Linked DNA regions of Mus musculus: region 1 is linked to region 2. A link is a contact called in ENCODE Hi-C or POLR2A ChIA-PET data. All regions are on one chromosome and are shown on one strand. The core of a region is the stretch at or near the end of the contact, and the rest is flanking DNA. Distances in the headings are between cores, read along the strand shown. Region 1 has its middle 34 kb from the start of Gm33299. Region 2 holds the start of Stk24 (serine/threonine kinase 24).

Region 1 (6,285 bases), core at 2,920-5,419, 44 kb after region 2:
AGGATCATTGAAGTTGAATGTTGTCCTTGTGTGGGGCATGTGGTAGGAGGGGAGATGTGTATAAGAAAAACATATATTTATTTGATGAAGACCAGAAGGAAATGAAAACACTTGGTTGTGGTGTGGGGGAGTAAGAAGAGGTTCTTTTCTTCCTCAGTTATCCTCAGTATTGTTTATGCAGTAACAACTTCATTATGAGCAACAGCACTCAGTTAGGTGTTGGTGGTGAGCCTTGGTGCTGAGAACTTTGCTCATGTTAAAGGAGTGTCCCTGGGCTGTACATGGTGGCACATGCCTGTGATCCTAGCACTGGGGAGGTTGGGTAGGTTGACAGTTTTTTAACCAGCCTGGACAATATAGTTAGACTGTGTTAGGACAGAGAGATGCAGGAGATGAAGGAGACCCTTGGATCCATCCCAGGGCATCCAGTGCCCTATGCCCTCTTTTGTCCTCTACAGGCACCAAGTACCAGGTACATAAATAGTGAACAGATGTCCATGTAGGCAACACCCCCCCCACACACACACACATTAAACTTAAAATTTTTAAAATTCAGCACAGGTAACATTTGCCATCAAGTTTGCAGACACAGAGAAAGTATTTACTTTATGTGATGTTTTTTAATTTTATTCGATGTTTTCAGATGGGAATGTTGAAACAGGCCAGTTGGGAAAGGCACTTGCCACTGAGCCTGACAACTTTGTGTCAGTCCCCCAGGACCCACAAAGGTAGAAAGCAAAAACCAGCATCCATAAGCTGTTCTCAGATTTCCACATGTGTGAGGTAGCATGCACACTGTGGCATGGGTGCAGATGTGCACACATACGTACACACACTAATAGGTACATTTTAAAAAATTTAAAGCAATGCTAATAGCAATGAATCATGCTTGAGACCAAAGCACATATAGCTCTTGCTCTTTTTCCACATTCTTTCTGAGAATCTCACAAATATGACTTAATTTTGCTTACAATTAAAAAAAAAAAAGAGCTGGACACTGGTGGTTCTTGCCTTTAATCCCAGCACTTGGGAGGCAGAGACAGGTGGATTTCTCTGAGTTCCAGGCCAGCTTGGTCTACAGAGTGAGTTCCAGGACAGCCAGGGCTACACAGAGAAACCCTGTCTTTAAAAAAAAATCAACCAAACAACCAAACAAATAAATAACCCTAGGCTAGAAAGATGGCTCAGCAGTTAAGAGCACTTGCTGCTCTTCAAGAGAACCCACGTTTGGGTTCCAGCAGCCACATGGGGTAGCTTACTGTTACCTGTGAACTCCAACTCTAGGTTATCTGAAATTCTCTTCTGTCTTCTGTGGACCACCACACGGCACATGGCAATCATTTAAACGCATATAAGCAAACCCCAAAAGTAATTATTTTAAAAGATATTTTACCCTTTTTTAATCTATACGAGTGCCTCTGTGTGGTATATGTGCACATGTGTGTGTATAGAAGATGGTGTCTGATGTAGGCATAAATTTTTTGGCACCCTACTTTTAAGGGTTCAAACTCTCCTGTAGCCTACCACCCAGCAGAGGTAGTGGAAGAGAAAAGTTATTAGGATATGGGGAGCATGGACTGTTTAGCATTGTTCTTTGGGGGCCAGCTCAATCTTCTCTGGCAGCAGTTCAGTCCAACAGCAAACACCAAATAGGACTAAGCAGCTACAGACCAGCCCTCTAGGCAGGCAGACGGCACACACGAACCAAGCAGCTGCAGTCCAGTCCTTTCAGCAAGTAGACGTCAGGCATGAACCGGCAGCTGTAGTTCAATCTTGAAGGAACTGCAAGGCTCGCCAATTAGCCTGAGGTGAGGCTGCACAAGTGGCAAACTGCCACAGGAACCTCATGAGGAATTCTTTTGAGTTTCTCTCAATGTCGGAGTTATCACAAGTTGAGCTCAACAATGCTAAGTAAGGCGAACCAATACATGTGCGTCATAATCGAAGACCAGCAACTTGGAGCAAACCAAACCAAGGCTCAGTGCTTGTCCCCACTGTCTGTGGGGTCATATTTATACTCTTTCATCAAGCCTCTGTTTACATGTCTGCTATATCCAAACATCCTTTCAACCGTGTTCCCCAGAAAAACACCATTTGACATAACTAACTTTCCAAAGAAACTAGAAGTTTCCACACCAGTCAGATCCCCTGGTGTTATAGATATTGTGAGCTGCCAGACATCCTTATTGGGAACAGAACTCAGGTCCTCTGCAAGAACAGAAAATGCTCTTAACTGTGCTAGCATCTCTCCAGCTGAATAAAAATAAATCTTTAAAAAAAAAATAACTTCCCGTGCAGTTCTTGTGACCTAGAACTCTTACCGCATCCTTGGCCCACCCAGCCCACACAGGAACCACCCTACCACCTCATGTTCCCATTTACTGAAGAGTTCCTTAGCAACCCTTTGAGATGCAACTTTAGAAGCCGCCAAAATCATAAGCATGGCTATTGTAAGGATGCTTAAGTGGCCTCTCTCTCCTGGGAACTCTTTGTCCTAAACAACCCCACTCAAGTTGATGCTAAAATCCTCTTAATAAACCTAATTCTGCCTCGTACTGATGTTTCCTGGGATTCTTTTCTGCAGTGAGGTCCAGAGTTCTGCTTTATCCTCAGTAGTGGTCTCTGAGAACTACCTCTCAGGCTACTGAGGAACTGTCTCTGACTTATGTCTCTTACTTACTGTTGGCAACTCAGCATCTAAAAAAAAAAAAATCAAGAACAGAGATTGTGGCTCCATGTAGAGAGCTTGCCCAACATGATATTCTATTTAAAATGTTTTTTGTTTTTTCTGGATGACATTGCAAAAGAGGGCAGGAAGAATGGGAGAGCCAGATACTGTAACCATGAACTCACAGCAGCTGTGGTGACATACATGTACAGGGCCAACACAAGACCCTGTTAAGTCAATCCCGGGTGGGGGGCGGGGCACGGGGCTCTTACCCCTCCCTTCTAAACTACTGGCCACTCATGGATTCTAGGTGAAGGGTAAGCCTGGGTCTTCAGTTGTGTCCTGCTGCTGAGCCTACCAGCCTTCGGTGGTAGGCTGAAGTCCCAGCCTATGGTCACACAGAACAGCTTGGTTAAACCGGGTCATAATATAAAACAGCAAGATCAATGTGAGGAAAGATCTGTAGGGAGGAGGAGACTGAGAAGGAGGGGAGGGGAACCAGGAGGGCGGAGAGTCAGAGTAATCAGAATGCATTATAAATGTGGATAAAATATGTATATGCACATACATAGTTGTAAGAAATCGCCAAAGGACAAATTGAGTTAATATGGAAGTTTTTCAAACTCTTGTTTCGTCCGAGTGAACACTGTGGATGTGAATTCTACACAAACATATCAATAGTTTGCTACACAGATGGAGTTTTTGAGGTTTCATAGCAGGGGGTCATTTGAGCCCCTGTGTTTCTATATAGCCACTCGTTATGACAGGTGTTTACATACCCTGTGACCCAGTCACAGTCTGAGGTCTGCTTCCCCTCCCCCACTTCCTTCATTCACTCGGAAATATGAAGTTGATTTTAGATTTGTGGTTCCCAACCTTGGTTTCTTCACCTACGCCCACTGTCCAAGAAGAATCTAGATATGTAGGTCATCAGAAAGGAGGAAGGTGTATGCTACTGGTCACTTGGTGGTAGAGGGGAGACATTTTCTTAAATTTGTAGTTCACAGAACACCCTCCCCCTGAAGAGAATTACCCAGCTCAGAACAGCCACAGCACTCCAGTTGTGAAAGCAAGCCTGCTTTGGAGATAAGGGAAGCAAAAATAGGGTGGAGGCTTCGCTCTCTAGTCCTGTAGGCTGCTGTTTACAAAGGTCAGAGGAAGTCTAATGAAAGGACAGAGCCAGTCCCACAACTCCACCCACTCACAGCAACAGCTCCTACAAACTAGAAATGTAATGTCTGGATAAAGACCCAACACACACACACACACACACACACACACACACACACACACACACACATACACACACACACACAGGGAAAACCAGACTTGACCCCAAAATGTTACTCCTCTGGTGCACATTCCCACCTCGGGGCTTCTTCATGCCAATCATTCTCAAGAAAGCCGGCTTCTCCGACAAAACCAGTTTCAGCAGTTTGCCCTCGTCAGGTTCTGTTTGCACACACTTTTACATTCTGGATGTTGTCCTTGATGCTATCATGGACTTAGAGACTCTGAGTGTAGACAAAGAGCCTACATTCTAGGTAAGGGGGAAATTGGCAGCAGGGCCTGCCTACGAGAAGTTATCAGAAATTATTTGGAAGCTGTCCAAGCTGAAACAAGGAAGTGCAACTGATTGATTGACACAAACTCCACCAAAAGAACCACGGAGATACAATGTTTCCCTGGGCTTCATTCCAAGCATTGGCTCGGATGGCTTGACCCATAATGAAGAGGAAGATCAAGGACTTGGTCAAAGCCTGGGGATGGGTTGAGGAAAAGAGGTTCTGTGTGAGGTGAGATTAGAACTCAGCAAAGGTCACAGACAAGCAGGAGGCTCAAGGGTCCTCCCCCAAGCTAGGCACCTGCTGGTCTAAGAGTTGGAAAATTACAGGCTATTTGCTGCCCCAGGGTATTTACCAGATAAGGCTTTACCTGGATCTCATGGGATGAGAACTGGGAAGAGTGTCAGGATTGCCACTCTCTGGAGTACCAGCCTATGGGAAACAGGTGCAATTTCATAGAGTCAGGGGTGTTAAAAGCCAGCCTGAGACAGATCGTCACACCAGCCCTCTTCGCCTTTTCTCTTGCCCGGAATCCTATTCCACAGAATCCTATCTGGCCTTTGCTCATCTCTTGAGTCTGCGGGAGCCGTGTGGAGATAGTGTATGGCTGTAACCCAGCACTTGTGAAGTGGAGGGAGAAGGGTCGAGAGTTCAAAATCATCCTTGCCTACCTAGTGAGTTTGGGGCCAGCCTGGGCTATATGAGACCCTGTCTCAAAAAAAAAAAAAAAATTCTACTACTAGATAGTAGAAAATGGGAATTTGTTAATTGACCATTGCCTGGCAGGAATAGTTCTTACAATATCTAGCTTCTATGCTTTAATTTTATATTAACTGTGCAATTCTGATCTTGGCCTGTTTCTTCAAAGAAGTGCTCTTCTGTTGACATGTGAGAATGAAGACAGTCTGCTTTTACTGTAAATAAATAAACCTTTTGGCCAGTGAAACCTGTGAAAGTTCTGTTCACCCTCAAGGGAGTCTGAGTTTTCAGAACCTTATTGTTAAGTCCCTGGTGACCTCTAGGTAAGAGAAGGCCACATAGCTTCCGGGGGGGGGGGGTGTCTTTCAGAAACCAGCTCTTAACCAGGTGTTTAGTGTGAGGGGGTCTTTGGCCACAGAGGTTCACAGCAGTCATGCTCCCTAAAGCCTTGTCTAATCCCCAGCCAATGGTAGCATTGATGCCAAGACAGAGAAGGTCTTCCTGAAGTGTAATCTTTTCTTTTCTCTCCTTCAGTGAAAGGATTTTTGTCTCAACAGCCCAGCTAAGGACTCTCGACTGTTTACTAATGAAGAAAACAAAGTAGTAAGGAAACTTGTGAGGGAATAGAGAAAGACTTTAAGACTTTAAAACTAGTGCGTGCGTGTGATGTGTGTGTGTGTGTGTGTGTATTGTGATGTGTACAGGGGTGCATGAGAGACATGTGGGATGTGTACTGGGATACATGCACGCTGTGTGTGATGTGTATTGGGGTGCATGTGAGCTATGCATGATGTGTACTGGGGTGCATTATGCTGTGTGTGATGTGTACTGGGGTGCATGTGAGGTATGCATGTGAACTGGGGTGCATGCATCCTGTGTGTGATATGTACTGGGGTGCACGCATGCTGTATGTGATGTGTACTGGGGTGCATGTGAGGTATGCATGTGTACTGGGGTGCATGCATGCTGTGTGTGATGTGTACTGGGGTGTATACATGCTATGTGTGATGTGTACAGGGGTACATGCATGCTATGTGGGATGTGTACTGGGGTGCATGTGAGGTATGCATGTGAACTGGGGTGCATGCATCCTGTGTGTGATATGTACTGGGGTACATGAGTACTGTGTGTGATGTGTACTGGGGGGCATGCATACTGTGTGTGATGTGTACTGGGGTGCACACATGCTGTGTGTAAGTGGCTAGAAGGTCAGAGGACTACTTGGAGGAACCGGTTCTTCCCACCACTGCATGGGACTGGCCTCAGGCTGTCAGGCTCACGCAGCAAGCTCTTTAACCTGCTGAGCCATCATCTTGCCAGCCTGGGAGGACCTTTTGAACCATGGAAGTGGGC
Region 2 (6,068 bases), core at 2,201-4,700:
CACCTGCCTCTGCCTCCCTAGTGCTGGGATTAAGATCTGAGCCACCGCTTGCCTGGCTTGCATAAAGCTAATTCTTTTGCTCCATGATTTAATGGAAATTCAAAGCACTAGATAGGTCCCTCCCACCTCCAACTAAACTTTTTTCACTGGAACCAACATGGCAAAACAGTGAATGTTCCTGAAGAAGGCAGGAAGGACATAACAGCCACACTCATCTACTGCAGTCAGCTCAGAACGTGTTTTTTCAAGACAGCTACACTCCAAAGACCAACCAGGCTATCCTCGAACTCCGAGATCTGCCTGGCTCTGTGTCCTGGGACTAAAGGCACCTGGCCGGGTCTTACTTTCTAGTTCTCTCACAGACTACAAAATAACCCAAAGAGGAAAGAAAATCCTTAGAAAACCTCATCAAAACAGTCAGGTATACAGCCTTCAACTCCTCACCAAAGATCATTAGAGTCGTCAATCAATCACAGCCACTGAGTGAAAAAATCATTCATCTTATATTTCTTTCTTCAGCAAACACAATCTAAAACAAAATGATATATATTATTTGCAAAGGCAGGGCGAAGACCTGGGTTCTAATCACTGTATGTCATCTAAAATGCTACCTTACCTTGGTCCGTTCAAATACTCTCTCATTCACAAAGCTATAAAACGGTATCTTCTCTTCATCAGTACCAGTAATAGTCAACAGATATAAAGTGATTACAGGCCATAAAGTCTTTATTCTAAAGCATTCCTGAATTCTGCTTTTTTTTCCCTCGGGCTGTCTGAATCTGCACTTCTGCCTTGCCAAACTTTGTGCACTTCTTCTGAGACAGTGTCTCAGCATTAACCTTGGCTGGCCTAGAACTCTCTAAGATAACCCAGGCTGGCCTTGAACTCTCTAAGATAACCCAGGCTGGCCTTGAACTGACAGAGATCCAGGAGGCCTCCACCTCCTGAGCGTTGGGATTGAAGACAGCCACTACCACACCCGACTTGTCAAACTAACCCAGTTCCTCCTAAACCCGAGCCAGGACGGACAGGGAGTTCATAAGCACAGCAGCAATAGGGAATGCCTCTCTCTTCCTCTCCAGTTTTACCCTAGAAAGAGTCAAGGCCAGATCTGCCTTTCATGTAATCCTCAAAACAGCTCCCAGGGAGCTGCAGCTCCTGACTCCAAGTTGAAAATAAACGCGCTGGTTTTTCTTTTCTGGAGGGAAGGGAAGGAAGGAACAGTCTCCAATAATACACCAAAAATGTATCATATGGTTTGAAGACATACACAGGGGCGGGTACGACTGTGGGAAGCCACTTTTCCTCCTCTGAGGAACCAGAACAGACAAAAAAAATTAATACTAGTAAAAAAAGGTTATCGTCTTCACACCAAAAAGCAAAATTAAAACATCTTCCTTTCAAGAACACGTATGAAATACACTTTTTGGGTAAAGTTATTGAATTTTTCTTTTTCCCAAAATGAAGATTTTTTGGCCCATTCTTTAAAACAAACAGAAGCAGAATCCAGCTGGGAACCACTTGGTACTGACCCCACACACTGCCACATTAAGTATCTTTTCAAACACTTTCTTTTACAAAGGTTGGGGCTAGTGAAGAGGCTTCAGGGTGGAGCCAGGTAAATCACTATAGCAGCCAGAATGAAGAAAACGTGAAGAAATGTGCCACGAGGTCCTTCTGGCCACAGGTAAGAAACTGTCACCCAGTTGACCCTGATGTCTTGTCTCTGAAGTCAAACCAAGGCAAGAGTTGCAGGAGGCCTGGGGTGACTTTCAACTAGCGGCCAGCACCATCAAGTTTTAGAACGCAGGCAAGGTGAGACTCAGGAATACTTTGAGAGCACTTTTCCAGTGACACTTCTCAATTCCAACTTTATTATCCCTTAAAAATGACTCAAGTTCTAGTGGCCACTGAAGTGGTAACTTTGAATTCCTATTTTTCCAGAGTTCAAAACCGGGGCCAAGAAAACCATTTTCCTTACGTGGTATGGAAAGAAAAAAGAAGAAGAAAAGAGGGATAGGAACTATTTTCAGAAGTGGCAGAAGCAGTAAGAGGCAAGCAAGGTCCATGCGGCTCAACCCTGAAGCCAGAGAGAAGGCGCCTGCTGCATCTATAAACTGATAACCTTGGATATTCTGAGGTGTTTTGTTTTTTTTTTGTTGTTGTTGATTTTTGTTTGTTTTTTTTTAAGCAAAACTCTTCCGTTCACTTCCTTGGGAAAGCAAAACTTTGACTGGTCTTGCTATCTTAATCGCAATCATTATGTCTGTATTTATTATATACGCTCACAAACTTTACAAGTTTGAACAGACAAGTGATTGTTTTTCAAAGTGCAGAAAACCATCCTCAATAGCAAAAAAAAAGTTCGTGCATCCATATAAACTTGAAATTCAACTCCGTCCCCTCACCGCCCCCTTCCCCTCCGAAGAAAAAGTCACTGGCAGGCTAAGAAGATACAAAGTGTGCACCAAGAAGCCCGCTAGCACACAGTTCCTCTGGATGCCAACCGGTCTCAAAGTGAAAGTCCAGCAGCGGAGTCCTGGCACCCGAGGGATGAACCTGGGCTCTGCACACCAGGGCGCTCGCGGAGGTGTGGGTTCCGCCTCCCGAGTTTGCAACCTCGCACTTTCCGCACCAGAACTACAGGCTCCGATGCGAGGTTACATCTTCCTGCACCCCGCCCTGCGGCCCGCCCGGACTGTGACCAGCCGGGGCGCGCTCCCGCCCTGCGCTCGGGTCTCCCGCTTGAGGGGTCTGGGGAGGGACTTTTGCTAACTGAGGACGGACCCCAGAGTGCCGCTATCCCTGTCCCAGGCCCACATAGGGCCCAGGCACCAAAGCGGGGCCTCCAAGGACACTAGTTCAGACTCCTGCCCGGGATGGGCGCTCGGCCTGCGCGTCGGACTTGGGGAGCGCAAAGCTCCTGCACCCCACCTCGGCCCCAGGCCGCAGACCCCAAAGCCCCTCCACGTGCATACACCCGAGATCCCCGCCGCCCGAGTCGGCGAAGATCCCGGAGAAGCGGGCCCGGCTGGTTGGGGGGAGGGGGGGCGTGTTGACACCGCCAAGTTGCCCGCTTCCGCCCTGGCCGCAGCCCGACCGGGCCACCCCAACCTACCTGCATGCCCGGCAGGCCCGACTGCACCGGGGAGTGGGCCATGGCGCTCGGCGCCGCCACTTCCTGGCCCGGGACGCGCGGAGCCGCGCGGCGAGCAGGCCCGGGGCCGCGCGCAGCCCTCGGGTGGCGGGGCGGGCTCTGGAGCCCGAGGCCACCGCACCCCGGGGACGGTCTCAACGAAGGTTGGCGGGCCGCGGCCCCATACACTGAGCCTGGGGCGGGCAGTGGGGGGCGCGGGGGACGTCTCGAGACTGCGGCTGCTTCTCCAGGGATCCCGTCGCTGCGCCGCCGCGGTGCTCAGGTCGAGCCGGGCGGCCTGGGCCCGCGAGCGCTGGCCGCCTGGAGCCGAGTGGGCGCGCACAGTCCGCCGCGCCCCGCCCCGGCCCGGCCCCCGCGCCCGCCCCCGCGGCCCGGCCGGGGACCCCGCCCCGCGCTTCCGGGAGGGGGAGGGGGAGGGGAGGAGCCGCCGGGCGCCCTAGGCCGCAGTCGCGCCTCCCTGCGGGCGCGCAGGCGGGGTCCCCGGGGCCCGGCGGGCAGGCGGGCGCTCTCGGGTGCTGTGCGCCGGGGTCCTTCGGAACCGCGGGGTGGGCCTCGCGCGCGGAAGAGAGCTGAGTTTGGGGGAGCGAAGAGCACCGCCCACTCCTACCCTTCCCTCTCCACCCGCCCTGGCCCTCCAGAGGCCAGAGTCTGCACTCGGGGTGTCCCCAGAGGGGCCTAGCCTGGGGCCTATTCCAAAAGCCCCGGCCGGAGCGTCCTCACTGTACGAAGTTTCCAGCCAGATCAAGGAAGAAACCCCAAGGGTAGAGAGGGCGGTTTGTGTGCACTGCCTTGGGTACTGAACTCAGCCTCGCCTGGGCCGCCGGCTGTGGAAACTTAGCTGGACAGAGGAAGGGCTGGGCCCCGCCATCTCTGCGCTGCGCACAAGAAGGGAAAAGTGGGGTGCGGAGGGGTGCTGGAGGAAGGGAAGACAATAGAAGGAAACCGCGTCCCGACTCTTACCCAGCCCTCCCCTCGCTTCACTGCTCCTAAGGCCGTAGGCCCTCTCTGGGCACCAGCTCTGCCCTCCTCCTAAGCTGCCGCTTCTGCAGCAAACAAGGAAGGATGGAGTGAATCCATGCGGTTCCAGGAAGTACTTTATTTACAAGTGGCAAATAGGAAGTGGTCTAAGAGTCAGAATCGCTGTGTCTCTCGCCATAGGGACCCTGAGGCCTCATTCAGGAGTGCCCGCTTTGCCCCACAGCTGTGCAAGGTTAACCATACAAAATGAGTCCCCAAGAGTTCAGAAATAGAGGACGCATAAATCCTCGACTAAGGTAGAGAAGAGATTATTCTCTGAGGTGTCCTTGTATTCCAAGAACACAGGCTCCCTCTGGGTCCTGCATCAGAAGTTAAAGTAAGCCGAATACCCTTTGGAAACCTAGCCTAGGAGACCTCCAGGATGCTAAGATGTATTAGAAGGCTTGCATGATTACTCCTGGTCACCTGACTGAGATGCGTTGCCACTTCTAAAGAGTAAACTGAAAACATTAAAAGTATGAACCCATATAACCAAGAGTTTATGTGTTCCCTAAGCAGAAGAAACCTAAAAAGAAAAGAAAAAAAAATGGAGTACTTAATGAATACAAGGGAAAATGATCAAGACCATGAATCTTGAAAAGGCATATATTATTCAACCTCAAATTCTACCTAGAATAACATGAAAGAATGACCAGAAATACAGGAGTCTCTACCAAGAGGCAGCGACTTTCAGCCTTGGAAATGTCTGATTACATAAAGAGTACTTTCTTACTACTACTACTTCACCAGGTGTGGTGGCACAAGCCTTTAACCCCAGCATTTGGGAGGCAGAAGCGGGCAGATCTCTGTGAGTTCAAGGCCAGCCTGGTCTATATAGTTCCAGGACAACCAGGGTTATACAGGGAGACACTTTCTAAAGAACATGACCCCCCCCCCAAAAAAAAAAAAGAAGAAAAGATATTTTAGTAGGTCATGTTTAGTAATTGTGATAATGTCCCTCAGAGGCTCATGTATCTGAACACTTGCTCCCCAGTGGGTGAGTGCTATTTGGGGAGGTATAAGCAACCCAGCCTTGCTGGAGGAAGAATTCCTGGTGGGAGTGATGGTGAGCTTTGATGTTTCAAAGCCTTGCCCAGTGCTCTTCTCTATGCTTGGTGCTTATGGTTCAAGACCTGAGCAATCAACTTCCTATGCTGCTGTCATGCCTGCCAAGCTCCCCTGCCACCACTGACTCTAGACCCTCTGGAGCAATTCACCCAAATAGATACTTTGTTATAAAAGCTGCCTTTGTCCTGGTGCTTTGTCACAGCAGCTAGGGAGATGTAACTAATGCAGTAATGTAGAAAGATAGTTTTATTACATAGTGTCAGGAAAATATAGGATACAAAACAATAATATGTAATCTGAAGTCCTAACACTAGGAGGTAGAAACAGGAAAATCAGGAGTTCAAGGCCAGTTTCTCCTACATACTGAGATACAGACCAATCTGGGCTAGGTGAGACCAAAAATAATAAATAGGTAAATAAAAAATAAAAAGGGTAGACTGATCACAAGCTACTGGAATTATACATCTATGCACAGAAAAAAAAGTCCAGCTATACACCAGGATTTAGCAGTGATTATTATTCCTGGACTTAAAAATGGTTTCTTCAGTCTCTGCTAACCTCCACCTATGAAGACACCATGCTAAAATGTGTGCTTAGGATCAGCACAGTCAAACCAATAGCATGACTGAGGACGAAGAGAAAGGGGACAATCAGAAGTGTTGGAGAACTGTTCTTTGACCAATAAACTACAGAAAACTTGTAACTGGCTTTGTTGAGCTAATTTTCAGTATCGAGGCCACAGAGACTGAAGTGCAACATGACATAATTTACAAAGCTAATCAGTATCTCCTTTTATACCCTAACACAACATCTCCTTTTGTACCCC

What was found. A loop is a pair of places that touch in the nucleus more often than their neighbours do. ChIA-PET counts read pairs that join two places held with the same protein, here RNA polymerase II (POLR2A).
Region 1: a loop to region 2 is called in a map of heart, with 5 times the contacts of the local background. The contact joins the enhancer-like site here to the promoter of Stk24 in region 2. A Hi-C loop is called at or near these places in 10 of 37 maps with a recorded cell type or tissue (CH12.LX, T-helper 17 cell, adrenal gland and 3 more). POLR2A ChIA-PET finds 5 or more read pairs at or near these places in 1 of 5 experiments (Patski).

Annotation. Positions count from the first base shown.
Region 1 is chr14:121,419,347-121,425,631 of GRCm38, forward strand. No RefSeq gene overlaps it. Among named protein-coding and RNA genes, the nearest start is that of Gm33299, 34 kb to the right of the region's middle. Within about 2 kb of position 4,170, at least 1 of the 3 ENCODE cell types and tissues checked has a DNase peak (open chromatin) inside an H3K27ac peak, as active enhancers do; it is heart, where a contact is called at or near this core.
Region 2 is chr14:121,375,780-121,381,847 of GRCm38, forward strand. Stk24 (serine/threonine kinase 24) reads right to left here and starts at 3,451. Exons shown (of 11, transcript NM_145465.2): 1 at 3,119-3,451. The coding sequence starts at 3,160.